3 separate regions of the Homo sapiens genome follow, and regions 2 and 3 are each linked to region 1. A link is a contact called in ENCODE Hi-C or POLR2A ChIA-PET data. All regions are on one chromosome and are shown on one strand. Each heading gives the region's core, a stretch centred on a gene start or an enhancer-like site at or near the end of the contact. The rest is flanking DNA. Distances are from core to core; before and after follow the strand shown.

Region 1 (3,445 bases), core at 269-2,768:
ACTGTAGTAACTACCTTTAAGCTAGTACCTTAGCTCCCTTGCACAAGTCTATCTGTAGAGGAAATTCCTTCTGGGTTAAAAAAAAACATAGTGTTGTAAGTTCTGAACAAATTCCCCTCTAAAGAAGCTGTCCCACCAAGTAGCAGAGGACATTTCCAATTCAGAGAGTGCTCCAAAAAGCCTCTGTTCAGGGCTGGGCACACATGGCTCACGACTCTAATCCCAGCAGTTTGGAAGGCCAAGGAGGGCAGATCACTTGAGGTCAGGAGTTTGAGACCAGCCTGGCCAACATGGCTAAACCCCATCTCTACTAAAAATACAAAAATTAGCCAGGCGTGGTAGCGGACACCTGTAATCCCATCTACCTGGGAAGCTGAGGCAGGAGAATCACTTGAAGCTGGGAAGCAGAGGCTGCAGTGAGCTGAGAACTCGCCACTGCACTCCATCCTGGAGTCTCTGTCTCAGGAAAAAACAAAGCCTCTGATCAGAGGATCCAGGGATGTGGGCAGTTCTAGCCCCACCTGCTGCCCCTCTGGGCCGTAAGTCCACTCCCCCACCCACTTCCCACGGTTCAGGCCACATGGACCCTTTTCTGGTCCTCAAGTGGCCAAGTTGGTTCCCACCTCAGAGCCTTTGAACTTGCAGGCCTTAGCGTAGGATGTTCCTCCCTCCCCGTGGCTCACGCCTTCTCACCTTTCACTTACACAATTTTATTTATTTTACTGCATCCAGTACCTGAATGGCCTTATGCACTTACTTGCTGATGTTCTGTCCCCTTCACGCCATGAAGGCTGGGAGTTTTCTGTCTTTTCACACACAGCTGTGTTCCCAGCACCTGGCAGTCACTGAGGACATATCGCTGCCTCCCCTCTCCAATGCCCCGAATCCCTGATCTTGCACCAATTTTCTCCGTAAAATGTATTCCCTTCCAATATATCTCATTTGCTTATATGTGTTGTCTGACACCCTCACTAGAATGTCAGCTCCAGAAGGGCAAGGATCTTGTTTTGTTAATTGTTTAATTTCAAATGCTTAAAAGGGCATATGGCACGCCGTAGGCACTGGATAAATATCTGTTGGGTGAACGAATGAAAGAATAAGTGAATGAATGAGGACCATAACCCACCCTCCTGGACTGGCTGGCTGTCCCTCCAGGGAAAAAGGCCAGTTAAAAAGCTGGCCTCCTTCAGGTGAAACCATTTCCGTCCCCTCAGGATGGGCCCGTGGCTCCAGGTGGAGGCCAGCACGCAGTGTGGAGGGCCTGGTTGGCCAGATGTGGGAGGAGTTTGCCACAGGTGAGCAGGTGGCCAGCTGTGGCCCCGCCCCCAGGAGGCCCGTCCCCACCCGGAGGCTTCGCCAGCCCCCTCCTCGGGGGCCCCGCCCCGTCCAGGAAAGCCCGCCCACTCCTCCTGAGGCCCCGCCCCTCCCGGGAGGCTCCGCCGGTCCCTGCCCCAGGATCCCCGCCCCCTCCGTCACTGAGGCCCCGCCCCGTCCATCAGCCTGTCTCAACGCACGCCAGTCTCAGCTCCGACCTTGCAGCGGCGCAGCGCGGGTGGGAGGCGGGGAGGAGCAGCGGGAAGAGCGGAGCGAGGACCGCGTCCGGCGCAGTCTTCAATGAGCAGCGCGGAAACTGCACCCCAGACCCGAGCCTGCTGCGCGCCCCCTCCCAGAGCTCACCTGGTGCCAGGTAACAGGTAAGGGCAAGGCACCCTAGACCCCTGGTTTTGGGACCTTTCCAGGCCAGGGTGCCAGGCCAGGCACGCGTTGGGGGGCGTCTGGGCACCCCTGCCTCGGTGGGAATAGGCATCTCGGTTGAAGGTGGGAGCCTCCCTGGAGCCCTCCCGGAGCCCGCAGCCGCAGCTCCCAGCCCCCATCCCTGCAGCATCCTTTCCGCGCCCGTAGGGCGAATGTTGCCATTTTTTTTAACCCCCAAGGCGCCGCTGCCTCTTGGAAAATGTGGGAGGTGTTGGAGGATCCTGGGATGGCTGTCGTTCCCCCAGGACGGGGCTGGCGCGCCTTCTGAGGGCTCCCACTGTCCATGTCAGGGCTTCCCAGGGATCCTGAGCACCAGGGCTTTGGCAGAAGCCTGGGGGATCTGGCCTGTTCCTGCTGACCTGGGCAAAGCCCTTTTCTCAGTCTCCTCAGCAGGCCAGTGGGCTGCCGCTGCTCCCCGCCATCCACGCTGGCAGTGAGGCCTGTAGGTTCCCAGGGGAGCCTCTTTTATTTCTGGGCCTCTGGAAAAAAAAAAAAAGCCTCCTCCCCCGGCCTGACATTAACTGAGACAGCTTTAAGCTGGGCTGACAGGATCCCCGCCTCTGCCCATTCCCCTTTTCCGGATAGTGCAGGGCCGGGTGACAAGAGGAGGCTTGGAGGGAGGGCACCTCGCGCCTCTCTGCCTCTCCTAGAGCTGAGAGCACCTGAGACAGCTTCTCAAGTCCCAGAGTGAGGCTGGGCCCCACGTGGGCTGCCAGAGGCTCAGCAGGGATGAAATCAGGATGGACCCACGCAGACCCAGCCCGCTCCTGCCCCAGAGCCAGGGACCCCCACAGTCAGGCCCTCCCACCCAGCAGGCCTCTGTCAGTCAGTGCTTTGCTGCGCAGCGAATGGAATGGGCTTATCTGGGTCTGGGCCCACACCGGGGTAAAAAGCTCACCATGTCAGGGGTGAACCGAGGCCACTGGGCCACCCAAGTTCTTTGGCCCCTTTTCTTGCAATCCCTGAATAGCCTGGACAGGGGACCCCCGAGTCTCCATCCTGGAGACCCTGGATGCGGGTCTCCATCCTGCCTTCGTCCTTTTTCTGCGTGTCACTTAACCTCTTCTGTCTCCCCAGCTGTAAAACGAAGCTGATGACCACAGGGTCCTCCCAGGGAAGTGGGGAGGCCTGGCTGCTTTGGGAGGTGCCAGGCACATAGTAGGGCCCGGTGAAGGGTCTCTGTTGCAGTGTCATAATAACTTTTATCTATTGTCTCCTGGCCTTCTCTGCAAAGGGTCTCTGTTGCAGCGTCATAATAACTGCTATCTATCGTCTTCTGGCCTTCTCTGCAGCTGATGCCTAGAGATACCCCAACCAATGTCTCCTACCCTGGGAAGAAAAGCCTTTGACAAGACCCCTGGTGGGGACAAGGCCACTTGCTTATCCTGTGCCATTCTTTAGTGCACGGAGTCAGGGCGAGCCACCCCTGTCTTCCTGGGCCTTGTCCGGTTCTGGGTGGGGCCTATTCTGGCCACCACCTTGTCCTTGTCCCTCAGGCCAAGCAGGTCACCCATGTGCTCACAATTTGCCCTCCAGCTCCACCTGGCCGAGCCCAGCGCATCCTCTGAGTCAGGCAGTTGGAGAGCGGTGACAGGCCTCTAAGCAGCCTTGGCTGGTGGTCACGCTTCTGCCCAGTAGCTTTAAAAATAACGGAGTAACTGTCCCCACCGAGGACTGTAACCCGACCCGG
Region 2 (3,445 bases), core at 437-2,936, 120 kb before region 1:
AGTCAGAGCTGTGCAAGCCGGCTGTAGGTCTGCCTCTGCACGCCAGAGACTCTTCTCAGAGCCTCCTTCCACACTTCCCTTGAGATACCCTATGGAACAGTGGTGGCCAGCTCAGGCTTGGAGCCAGATGACTAGAATTTGAATCGGGGCTCCACTACCTCTTGGCTGTATGTCCTGGGGCAAGTCACTAACCTCTCTGTGCTTCAGTTTCCTCATATGCAACATGGGGACAAAAAGATTCAATCAGTTAATTCACATGCTGAGAAGAGTAGTTGTGGTTGTGGTCTGGCCCGACTGGCCCCTTCCCCTGTCTTCAGGATCGCTGACCCACACCTCCTGGCCAGCATTAAGGGATTAATGTTGTACTTCCATTATAATCCATGTATCATTACCATTTACCGACCTTTGACCATGTCCCAGCCATATGCTAAACACTTACTATACATCATCTCATTGTAGTCCTCAGAAAAGCCCAAGAGACAAACACTGTCTTCACCCCCATTTTGTAGAAGAGAAAACCGAGGTTTAGAGGGTTGAAGGAACTAGCCAAGGCCCCCAAGCTGGTAAATGATGGAGCCAGGACCTGATGCCCCCTGCAAGCTGCTTTTCTGTAGCCAGGGAGCAGGAAGGTGCTGGCATGTCATAGTGTTGGGGCCCTGGCTTTCCTGTTCTTGCTCACGGCTACCTTGCCTGGCTCCAGCAACCTTCCCGGTATTTTTCTAACTGTAGATGGTCAGAGAGGACCTCCCTGTGAAAACCTAAATAAACGTAGGAAGCAGGTTACGGAATATCGGGAAGTGCATTTCAGGAAAAGGGTGCAGTGAATGCCGAGACCAGGAGGTGCCTTCCAGGGAGGTGTCCACAGAGACTTCTCAGCCCCTGCCTGCCCTGTGGCATCTGGCTGGCCGCCAGGGAGACAGGGCATCCTGGCTTAGTCATGCTGGCTCACACAAAGAGCCCTTCTCTGAAGGTCCCTGGTGTTCATACATGACAAGACAGGCCCTGTGAGCCTCTGCGCTGTGCTTTAAGCATTGAGTCTGTCTGGGGGCAGTTTGCAGAGGGTCCCACCATTGTCCCTGTGGAGTTATTGGCCATCCTGTATCTTCAAGTTGCATTTTGGAGAGTGGGCTTTTTTCTCCTTGTATTTTTTTTTATTGTGGTAAAATATACATAACATAAAATTTTCTGTGTTAACCACTTTTATGCGTATAGTTCATTGGCATAAGTACATTTAGAATGTGTGTAACCATCACCCCTATCCATTTCCAGAATTTTTTTTATCATCCCAAACAGAAACTGCACCCATTAACTAACAACTCCCAACCCTTTTCCTCACCCCCAGTAGCCTCTGCCGTACTCTTTGTCTCTATGGATTTGCGTCTTCTAGATGTTTCATAGGAACAGAGTCTTGCAATATGTGGCCTTTTGTGTCTGGCTTCTTTTGCTCAGCATCATGTTTTTGAGGTTTGTCTGTGTTGTAGGGGGTGGGCTTTTTGAAGCAAAGGGGATGTCAGCACTGTGTGCTGACCCTATACCAGGTGCTGCCAGGGAGCAAAAGAGGAAGAGAAGCCCAGGTCCTGCCCAGGAGCCCCCATCTGGGTCACGCAGATGGCGCTAGCTCACACCTACTTAGTTACTCCTCAGCTCCTGGATCTACCTGTTTGCATCTCTCCAGACAGGTGCCCCTCGAAATCAAGGACTCAGTTCCACATGTAGCACTCTACGGTGCATGCCACAACTCTAGGTTCATCTCAGGGCCTGATTTCTGTGCTTGGGCACCTGACATCTCTCAGCCTTGTCTCTCCCATCTGTGGAATGGATCTGGTTCTCTATTAAGAGCCATACTTGGCCCGATTAAGCTGGCTTCCCAGAGTCAGCTCAGAGCTGACCCTTGATGGGGGAGGGGGGTGTGTGGGATGGTGCTTCTTAGATTATGACTTTTTTATTTATTAAAAATTAATTCAGGGACTTTGATGTATCAGACTTTAAAAGGAGTTGACAGGTCACATGGTCTCTGAAAGCACAGGGCTGGTAATCCATTTAAGAAAACATTTTCTTCTTCTTTTTAATTTAATGGAGGAAATCATTAGCTGGGAAATTGGTAGAACTGATTTATTCTTGTTTTGGGGAAGGGGAGTGGAAGAGAAAATCTGCTTTAATTGCTGCTGGTGCTAGAAATATCTCAGCAAAATATTCCCATCAGCTGGGCCTGGCATGAGAGGAGGTAGTAGGCTAAGCGTTCGTCTCTTCACCCATGCTCTGGGGGCAGCGGAGGGGCTCTTTCTGGCCCCAGGTGGGTGGCCACGATGTCAGCAGTGGCAAATGTTCAAAGTTGCAGCCTTGGCTCCCTGGTGCTCCAGTTCCTCCCAAGCCTGAATGCACGGTGTGGTTCTGGTCGGGGGCTGGGTCCCAGAGAGCTCATGCTCAAGCCTTATTCCCAGGGAAACAGGACCAGGACCCCCGTCTGGGAAAAAGGACTACGTGCCTCTGGGGCTTCATCTGGTTCCAAGGGGAGGCAACTGGGTTCACCCTAAAAATAACCGAAGATGCAAACAGCTTCAGCATGCAAATGTTTTTCATATCTGTGGGCCAGATAATTTAAAGGTACAGCTGTTTTTCCACTGTCCCAATCTGTTTGTTTTTCCTGAAGCAGGGAGGAGGCCTGGGGTGAGCTGAGCCCTTCTGGGGTCACCATCGTCCAGCATCTCTGGCTGAGGTCTGCCTGGGTGCCCAGCTGCTGCCCTCTCTTTAGATGCCACCTTCCCGGGGTCACCCCAACCCTGTGACTCTCAGCAGGCCCTCAAGGGTCCCTGTCATGGAGCAGGAGCTGCCAGCAGGCCTGGCCTGAGTGCAGTCACCCCAGCAGGCTTGCTGAGGTTGGGGAGGTGGTCCACCTGATTTCAATTCACCAAGCTTGTTAAGCTCAGAAAAATGGGTGAAGGAGTTTTCAGAGAGAGGGAGGCTATAAATAGCCTGGCAGGACGAGGAAGTGAGAGGTTAGTGATTGTCAAGGTTGTACCCCAGCTCCTGGCCAGCTGCCACATCTCCAGGTCTCCCGAATGCCCCCAGGCTGCTGCCCCTCCACGATGTGCTGGCTTCAGGCTCTGTTGGCCAAATTCTGGTGTTCCAGGACCTTCCTGGCCTCCATGCCTCTTCCTGGTGGCTGCTGCCTTGTGAGGCTCCAGGGCACATTGTCACCTCCATGGCTGGGGACTCTCATCTACCCATGTCATAATCCTCCCATAGACATGTTACATCTGGGGGAAAGACTCGAAGCAGTTAGCCATCTGGGAGAAGCCTACCATCAAGTGGGGCGTCCTGCCACGCTGAGCACCGCTACCTCTCAGGGATGGTAGGCCTGTGGCTTCAGTTCCAAAGCCGTAGGGTGGGACCAGGAGTTAGTCTACAGTGGGGGTGAGGGACATAACTCCAGGCCAGGCACAGA
Region 3 (3,445 bases), core at 684-3,183, 97 kb before region 1:
CTCAACCCTCCAAGGTGGGTGGTGGTCCACAAATGGGTACACTGAGGCCTGGAGCAGGTAAAGGACTTGCTCAAAGACAAGGCTTGAATGTGAACGTGGTCTGGCCCCAGAGCTAGTCACTCCCTGTGTCCTGCTGCATCTGATTCATTGTGTTGTTTGTTTCCCACTAGCTTTTTTTTGCAGGGTGAGGGTGATGTGCTTACCCCCACAACCTTCCCTGATTTTCTCCTGTTCCTGCTGTTGTATTTGGGGCTGTTCAGTGCCTCCTCACTTCCCACCCTGTTGACACAGGGGTGTTGCTGGGCTCGTTTTGTTTTTGACCCAGTCAGCCTGGCAGGGAAGTGGCGGGCTGTGCGCAGAGCTTCCCGAAATAGCCCCAGGCTCCCCGCCAAAGATAGAGGAGCCAGACTGTGCGCGATGGGCTTGGGCCAGTTGAAAGATGTCTTGGTTCCCTACTCCCCTCAGCTCCCCTGCCCTGTGCCACCCCCAGCCCAGGTCTTGATGCTCCTGCACATACCTGTGCCCCGTGGTGGCTGAGAGCCTCCTGTGGGCTGCAGGCCTTGGGGTGCTGGTTGGGATCGGTTTGGTGTCACCCTGGGCCCAGAATGAGGAGTTCTCATCCCTTCCCTGCTACTGACTTGCCCGATGACCTTGACCAAGTCCCTGTCGCTCTCTTGGTTTCCATTTTCCAATTTGGAGTGGGGAGAGTGCGTCTGTCTGCCTGCTGGCAGCGTTGCTGGGAGGGTCGAAACAGTGAGCAACGGCCCCAACCCTGGGAAGGCTGGCAATAATGCATAGTGACAAAATGATATCAATGATTTGTTTCCCCTAGTCCTGACTGTTTTGAGTGTGGGGACACAGTTCTTTAGCAGGGCTGATCCCCAGCATCACCATCACCATCACCATCATCATTATAGTAATAATAGCGGCTGCTGCTGTTGCTTGGGTGTTGTGTGCTGGGTGCTTTACATTGATTGTCTGTTAATTTATTCCCCTTACTACCCTATGAGGTGTGTGTGGTATTGGACTAGGTCCACATACCTATAAAATGAAGGTCCACATACCTTCACCTATAAAATGAAGAACTGAGGCTCAGAGAGTTTAAGTAACTTCCTTAAGACCAAGTGAGGGGTGGAGCTGTGTGATCAGAGCACCATTCTGATGTCAAAGCCTGAGTTCTGCCTGCAATGCTGTGACCCCTCCTCCAGGGGTCCCTGCTCTAGGCTTTTCCTTCCAGACCTGGAGCCTGGTCTCGTGGGGGCTGCTCTTGGCAGCCAGAGCATCCAGTAGGTCTCATCTGCATTCTGACCAGAGAGCCCTGGTGTAGGACAGAGACCCACAAGGGGCTCTGCCTCCAAAGAGAGCCCTGGGGGAGAGGGAGACGCTTCTGGGACTGAAGGGGCCACTTATTTTAGCCCCCTCTTTTAAATATTATGCATTTAAGCAACGTCACAGAACAGAGTCAGCAAGCACTTCCTAAGCACCAGCTGTGTGCCAAGCCCTGGGGGCTCCTGTGTGCCTCTCACCAAGCCCAAGAGGCCTGTTTCACTCAGACTTTGCAGGTGAAGAAATGCAGCCCAGCCAGGGGCGCAGGCCACCTGCCCAAGGCCACCTATCTAAGGCCACCGGCTGGGCAGTGGCAGTGCTGGTACCAGAGCCAGGTCTGCCTGGCATACCTGCCCCTTCTCCACACTGCAGAGATGAGGAAGCTCTCAACCACCAAGCCCTGCCGTGTTCCTCATTCCTGCCTACCCTTGCTTGCCCAGTCACAGGCCTGGAAACACAGGCCTTGCCCTGAGCAGGGGTCAGCGGGCCCTGGGGCAACACAGGTTCCGTCAGCAGAGCTGGGCTCTGCGTCCTTGTGGACCTATGTGCCCGCAGGCCTGTGTTATGAATATATTTATAGGCATTGCTGTTTGTGTGTGTGTGCACATTTGCTTTCGTGTGTGACTCATCTCTTTGGACTGTGTTCCCCAAGGTCACAGGGCCTGGTGAGTTTTAGAGGCAGAGCACATGTCACCCCTCATCTGTCCTGCATTGGTAGTGGGGTGAAGCAGGGGTGATATGCAGTTGGTTCACACAGATATGTGGTGAAAACATTGATGTGCAGATCCACAATTCCTTATCCTCAATTCCAAAATCCAGCACACTGAAAACCAGACACTTTTTTGTAACTCATTTGGCAGCAAAATTTTTCCTGAACTGAGGTGAGGCTATTTATAGTCCAAGTGAGGCTATTTATAGTCTTTATGTATTCTATATTCATGTCTTTCACTGCAGAGAGTTCAATGTATTTGTTTATTGGATGCTGCTGAGATATGCAGCTTTACCTGTCTAAAGTTCAGGATATTCTGAAATCCTAGATACATCTAGCCCCAAGAGCAAGAGTGCTGTACTTTTTTTTGCTGGTAAATAGCCTCTGCCCCTGCCCCGTCCCCCTTATTGTCCCTTCCCTGGGATTTCTGGAGCTAAGTGGGCAATGCTGTCCACAGGCACCTCCAGGATTCCCCCAGCCCCACAGCCAGCAGCAGTGCCCAGGGGTTAGATATTTTTAGTATTCCTGTGGGTGACAGAACACATCTTGGTTGCCAGGCATAGTGTTCTACCCCCTCACTGGACGTATTACCACCTCCCTTTACAGATGAGTAAACCAAGGCTCAGTTGCAAGTATCAGATCTAAGGACGGAGAGATGAGAAGTGCAGGCGCTGGACCCCAAACTTTCCCTTCCACCTGGCTGCCTGTCTGGGAGGGAGTCTGGGGACTCAGGAACCTGTCTCCCTGGATTTGTTGAAATGGGAAGCAGCAAGCATCAGGGTCCCAGGTGCACCGGAGGGGAGCAGACAGATGCAAGCCAGGCTGCTCTACTTGGCAGGGAGAAGGAGGAGGAGGAGCAGGGGCCCCTCAGTTGCTGCAGGGCCTCCCTAGGAACTTACCGCCTACCTCTACACCGTAGTTCCTGCTTCTCAGAGTCCCTTTGTTAGAACACCTGTGCCTTCCTCCGCACCCAACTCCATCTCTTCCCAGCAGCCAGCCCTCATAGCTGCTCCGGCTCTTGGGTCTTTCCTCCAGAACTCTCTGAAGCCACTGGCACATAGGGAGATGGCATAACTTTGTCCAAACTCTGTCGGCAGCTGTTCTTGGGGACCCTGCTAGCAGCCACCTTCTCCTACAACCTTCAGAAGCTCCCTTGGATGCAGGAGCTTTGTCAGGGCCTGAAAGCCCCAGGCTTCCCCCTTTTTCTGACTCCCCAGTGTACAAGTTCTTTCCCATTTCCTGTGAGACGCATCATCTTGTGATGACCAATGACTCCCACCATCCACCACATTGACCCTGGCTCAGAAGCCTTTGGTCTGAGAAGCTTCTTGCCCACTGGGACGCCTCCTATCCACCCTGCCCAAGCCATGCCTGACGTGCCATAGTGCAGTGAGAGGGCCTACTCTTGGA

Evidence for each region. A loop is a pair of places that touch in the nucleus more often than their neighbours do. ChIA-PET counts read pairs that join two places held with the same protein, here RNA polymerase II (POLR2A). Pooled maps may share reads with other maps.
Region 2: a loop to region 1 is called in a pooled map, with 2.2 times the contacts of the local background. The contact joins the enhancer-like site here to the promoter of ABCB9 in region 1. A Hi-C loop is called at or near these places in 6 of 168 maps with a recorded cell type or tissue (CD4-positive, alpha-beta memory T cell, CD8-positive, alpha-beta T cell, HepG2 and 2 more) and 13 of 50 pooled maps. POLR2A ChIA-PET finds 5 or more read pairs at or near these places in 17 of 52 experiments (BJ, CD4-positive, alpha-beta T cell, CD8-positive, alpha-beta T cell and 11 more).
Region 3: a loop to region 1 is called in a pooled map, with 2.2 times the contacts of the local background. The contact joins the enhancer-like site here to the promoter of ABCB9 in region 1. A Hi-C loop is called at or near these places in 6 of 168 maps with a recorded cell type or tissue (CD4-positive, alpha-beta memory T cell, CD8-positive, alpha-beta T cell, HepG2 and 2 more) and 11 of 50 pooled maps. POLR2A ChIA-PET finds 5 or more read pairs at or near these places in 18 of 52 experiments (AG04450, BJ, CD4-positive, alpha-beta T cell and 12 more).

What each region holds. Positions count from the first base shown.
Region 1 is chr12:122,964,536-122,967,980 of GRCh38, reverse strand. ABCB9 (ATP binding cassette subfamily B member 9) reads left to right here and starts at 1,518. Exons shown (of 12, transcript NM_019625.4): 1 at 1,518-1,694. RefSeq lists a silencer at 1,210-1,499 and enhancers at 1,264-2,069, 2,070-2,877.
Region 2 is chr12:123,083,397-123,086,841 of GRCh38, reverse strand. The region is part of intron 2 of PITPNM2 (phosphatidylinositol transfer protein membrane associated 2); the gene reads left to right. PITPNM2-AS1 (PITPNM2 antisense RNA 1) reads right to left here. Exons shown (of 3, transcript NR_038290.1): 3 at 2,098-3,445. Among named protein-coding and RNA genes, the nearest start is that of PITPNM2-AS1, 3.7 kb to the right of the region's middle. RefSeq lists enhancers at 806-1,100, 1,540-1,679, 3,088-3,287 and a silencer at 806-1,100. Within about 2 kb of position 1,686, at least 12 of the 41 ENCODE cell types and tissues checked have a DNase peak (open chromatin) inside an H3K27ac peak, as active enhancers do.
Region 3 is chr12:123,061,484-123,064,928 of GRCh38, reverse strand. All of the region lies in intron 2 of PITPNM2 (phosphatidylinositol transfer protein membrane associated 2), which reads left to right. Among named protein-coding and RNA genes, the nearest start is that of PITPNM2-AS1, 18 kb to the left of the region's middle. RefSeq lists an enhancer at 1-108. Within about 2 kb of position 1,933, at least 25 of the 41 ENCODE cell types and tissues checked have a DNase peak (open chromatin) inside an H3K27ac peak, as active enhancers do.